Regions from separate parts of the Homo sapiens genome. Here region 2 is linked to region 1. Evidence: chromatin loops called from intact Hi-C (ENCODE). Cell type or tissue: B cell. All regions are shown on one strand.

Region 1 (2,500 bases):
TTCCCTGACAAGGGATTTTCTGTTTAAACCTGAATACATTCATACAGCAACTCCCTGTGTGGTCTCCACTAACAGGGCTGAGTTGACCTTGTTAGTAGTGGGCAATGTGAAAGGCCTGACTCTCCACTAGGCCTCTTTGTTCTCCAACTCAGTAGAGGAAAGAAAGAGATTCCTTGTTATTAACAGGCAAGAGTGGAAGTCTAGACCGCCCTTTAGCCTCCACTGACACCATGGTGGGATGGGGGGATTCATTACAAGCTGGCAAACATGAAAGTTCCGGCTTCTTGTTTGGTCTCTTCTGACACCACCTCCGTTGTCATGTTGGTGCTTCATTACAGCCTTACCAAGGTGGAAGTGTAGGCTCCCACTCGGCCTTTACTGACATTGGTAGCAGTGGGGTTACAGTACTCTTGTGTGGTGTTTGGTTGGAGTAGAGTAGTTATTGTCTAAAAGCTTCACATCTTGCCAGGTTGCTCCTTTTTTAGTACTTGGCTAGAGAGAGCAGGCTTTTGTCATGGCTATTTTTGTCTGCTTCAACTCAAGTTTCTAGCTTGCCAGTTTCCTTATCTCCAAGTATGTAATAGATAAGGCAAAAAGAAAACCCAGGGAACTCACTATGGTGGTGTTCCTTAGGTCCCAAGATCTTTAGCTGGTCTGCCTCCTTCTTTCCACCTTTCAGAGTATTCTTATGTTTGTCTTCTACATAATGTCCAGGATTTTTAGTTACACATATTGGAAGGATAGAAGAAAGTAGTCTACTCTATCTTAGTGGAAGTGGAAGTGATTATCTGCATTTTGCAAAATTTTCTCCCAATATGTGACTTGTGTTTTCATGTGTTTAGCCATGCGTTTTGGAGAGCAGGTTTTTAAAACAACTCCATTGAGGTATAAGTGACATACAGTAAAGTGGCCATATTTAACTCAACAATTTGAAAACTTTTGATATCTGTATAGACCTATTAAACATCATCACAATAAAGAAAGTGAACATATTCATCTCCAAAAATGTCTCATTCTTCTTTTTAACTCCTCCATCCCTCCTACTGTTATCTGCTGTCCTACTCCTACCTTCCCTCCCATCCCCAAGCAACCTCTGTTACTATAGATTACACAATTTACTATAGATTGCACTGCTATAAATATACACTATCACTATAGATTGCTTTGCATTTTCTGAAATTTTATGTAAATTAAATTATATAGTGCACACTCTTTTCTGCCTTTTTTCATTAAACATGATTATTTTGCAATATATCAATGTTATTCCATGTACCAATAATTCATTTTGTTTTACTGCTTAGTACTATTTCATTGTATAGGTATGTTACAATTTATCCATTCACTAATTGATAAACATTTGGTTTGGCTTTCATTTTTAGGTTATTACAAACAAAGCTACTGTGAACATTCATGTACAAGTCTTTGTATAAGGATATATTTCTTTTGTCTTGGGTAAATAACTAATTATGTCATGGCTGGATTACATGGGAGGTGAATGTTTAGCATTTTCAGACACTGTCATACTCTTTCAAAATCCCCACCAGCCCTGTGTGAGTTTCAGTTCCTCCACTTAATTGACAACACTTGATTTAAATGACCTTCTTAATTTCAGTCACTTTGATAGGTTGGCAGTGGTATCTTATTATGACTTTGACTATGACTAATGATGAACATCTATTCATGTTCTAATTTATCATCCATGTATCATCATTGGTAAAATTTCTGTAAAATTATTTTGTTCATTTTTTATTAGGCTCACTTGTTTCTTATTGTTGAGTTTTAGAGTTGTTTATGTATTCTAGGTATTCTGGAAACAAGTCAGATATATGTTTCGCAAATATTTTCTTCCACTCTGTGGCTTGTTTTCTCATTCTCTTAACTATTTTCTAAAGAGTAAATGTTTTTAATTCATGGAACATAATTTATTAGAGTATTCTTTCATGAATTGTGCTTTTGGTGTCGTATCTAAGAAAATTTTGTCTAATCCAAGATCATGTAGATATTCTTCTATCTTTTCTTTTGGTAGTTGTATAGTTTTAAGTTTTACCTTTAGGTCCATGATCCATTTTAATTTTTGCATATGTGTGAGCTGTGGATTCAAGGTCATATTTTTGCATATGAACAGTCAGCCAACTCTCTCAATATCATTTGTTAGAATGTTTATCTTTTCTCCACTGCATTGCCTTTGCATCTTTATAAAGATAAAAAACAAAAATAAAACATCAGTTGTCCATATTATGTGGGTTTATTTCTGGACTTTCTATATCAGGGGTTGGCAAACTATGACCTGTCCACCAGGTCTTATCAGCTGCCTCTATTTTTAATGCCCGTGGACTAAAAATGCCTTTTACATTTTTAAATGGCTACATTTCAAATGATTATGTAAAATACCTACCTAATAGCCTCAATTTTGTTTCCTGGTCACAAAGCCTAAAGATTGATTATATGGCTCTTTAAGAAAAGTTTGCAAACTCTTGCATTACGTTGTTTCATGAATCTA
Region 2 (2,500 bases), 1.3 Mb before region 1:
TGGCTCATGCCTGTAATCCTAGCACTTCGGGAGGCCGAGGTGGATGGATTACCTGAGGTCAGGAGTTCAAGACCAGCTGGCCAACATGGCGAAACCCCATCTCTACTAAAAATGTAAAAATTAGCCAGGTGTGGTAGTGGAGATGCCTATAATCCCAGCTACTCGGGAGGCTGAGGCAGGAGAATCGTTTGAGTCTGGGGAGTGGAGGTTGCAGCAAGGAGAAATGGTGCCATTGCACTCCAGCCTGGGTAAAATAGCGAAACTCCGTCTTAAACAACAACAGCAACAAAACAAACAAACAAAATAAACGACTATGGAAAATACAAAAAGACATATAAGATATCAACTCTTGCTTTGGCAGAGTTTTAAAACTTGCAGATGAGACAAGACCAAGAAGCCTGAAACACCAGTGAAGCCATTTAATGCTTCACTGAGTGGTACTAAGTGTAAATGAAATGGAAATTCAGAGAAATGAGAGGTCGGCATAGGCTTGAGCAATAATGAAGATATGGCTTTGTAGAAGGGATGAACTTAAAATGAGCTTTGAAAAATAGATATCAGAGAAGAAAGGAGCGAGAAAAGGAGGAAAAAAGGCAAGAAAAGAGAAAGGACTATGATGGATCCAGAGAACAGAAAAGAAACTAACTTGGCTGGAGTAGAGAAATGAGGAATTGTTAGAAATAAGTACAGTGGGTGATTCTTATGAGTGCTTTGAAAGCCAGGCAGGTACGTATGAATTCAATGTGGTGGGCAGCTGGGGACAACTGAAGCATTGATGACAGTTACTATTTGGGGAGATTAGTCTGGTGGCAGCCTTCTGTGTGATGGAGTATAGGAGCAGGACAAAGCAACTCTGAGCGTTCTAATCATGACGAAGATCTTCGGGCTGTCAGACTTGTTTTGTCTTTTTTTTTTTTTTTTTTTTTTTTTAATATTTGGGCCCGATTGTTCTCCTTTTGCTATATTGCAAGGTGACTTTCATACAAATCAAAGAAAGACTCAGTTAAACATTTTAGCCCTGATCTATCAATACTTGTATTTGAAACAACTTAGAGACCCAGAAAGACCATTTAAGGGTAGATATTAGCAGAGAGATTCAACTTTAAATGCTTAACTCTGATATCACTCTTTTGGGAAGGGTTTGGGGAGGAAGAGAGGTGAGGAGATGCAATTAGTGTGACCACTAGATGTCACTGTTGCTAGGTTGCCTCAAGGTTAGATGCACAGTATTCAGTGGGCTTACAATGGAACTTTTTCAGTTCAGGAGAAAAATTTAAAATCTCTAATACTTGCAGCCAAAATGCTTCCCAACTCAGCTCTCCTCCACATCCAATCTCTGCCCGGGAGGCAAATTCAAGCTACTTACCTGAGGGTATGTTATAATTTTAAAAATAATCAGGCTGCTGTTTTTGCATTTTTGCTTCTTAATACAATTCGTTACACTGGGTTCGTAACAATTCGTTAGCACTGGGTTTTCTGAGGTACTGTAGGCAGGGCTGTGCTATTGCTTCTTTTTTTTTTTTCCTTTTTGAGACAGAGTCTTGCTCTGTCGCCCAGGCTGGAGTGCAGTGGCGCGATCTCGGCTCACTGCAAGCTCCGCCTCCCAGGTTCACGCCATTCTTCTGCCTCAGCCTCCCCAGTAGCTGGGACTACAGGCGCCCATCACCACGCCCGGCTAATTTTTTGTATTTTTAGTAGAGACGGGGTTTCACTGTGTTAGCCAGGATGGTCTCCATCTCCTGACCTCGTGATCCGCCCGCCTCGGCCTCCAAAGTGCTGAGATTACAGGAGTGAGCCACAGCGCCCGGCCGTATTGCTTCTTAAGCAGTAAACTTAGCTATAATGATGTGATGGATTTGTTCTTTTTCAAGTGATTTTGGAAATGTTTTAATCATTTAATATCTGACCAGGAGTGTTTGATTTAGTTGCACAGGTTTACTGTGACAGCAGAACTCCAGAGTTCTCTGTTCACTGTTTTAGAATGTAGCTTTTAATACAGTGGATTATTTGGAAGCCCAAAGCACACTTTCTTACGTGTTTACACAGTCCTAAATGCCACGCCATTAAATAGATTTTGGATATTTTAATTATTTTAGATGTTTAGGCTGTAGCTTATGATCTGAACATAGCATCCTATAACAACATGTTTTGTGTACATAATAGGGGCTCTTAAGTAGCACTGTATGTACCCTTTGTAAATACATGCTACATAAAATACCTTATAAAATATTTAATGACCGTCTTCTATAGTAACTGAGCTGTATTTAACCAAAATTCCTGGGGTTTCTTTCTACCCCACAAAGATACTATTTAAATTAAGGTGGTCAGAAGCTAACTGCACACTAAAATGTAAGCAAGAATTTTTTAAGCCTGCAATCTTAAGCATCTGGATTTTTTTTCCATCTCCTGCTTTCTTGGGGTAACAGAAGCATTCTAGTTCTTATTTCTATCACTGATGGTAACATCATAAAAGAGTTAAAGATAAGGATATCACAAACTA

The links. A loop is a pair of places that touch in the nucleus more often than their neighbours do. Peaks named below come from ENCODE experiments on the same cell type or tissue, not always from the same donor. Only the 100,000 strongest peaks of a DNase experiment are listed, where the experiment ranks them.
Region 2: a loop joins it to region 1, with 8 times the contacts of the local background. A loop is called at or near these places in 4 of 110 quality-filtered maps.

Annotation. Positions count from the first base shown.
Region 1 is chr7:95,714,541-95,717,040 of GRCh38, reverse strand. All of the region lies in intron 2 of LOC105375409 (a long non-coding RNA gene), which reads right to left. Among named protein-coding and RNA genes, the nearest start is that of DYNC1I1, 57 kb to the left of the region's middle. In B cell, no CTCF peak of the experiment used is centred here; a DNase peak (open chromatin) is centred at 1,540.
Region 2 is chr7:97,063,857-97,066,356 of GRCh38, reverse strand. No RefSeq gene overlaps it. Among named protein-coding and RNA genes, the nearest start is that of DLX5, 40 kb to the right of the region's middle. In B cell, CTCF peaks have their summits at 971 and 1,178 (motif pointing right); a DNase peak (open chromatin) is centred at 1,186.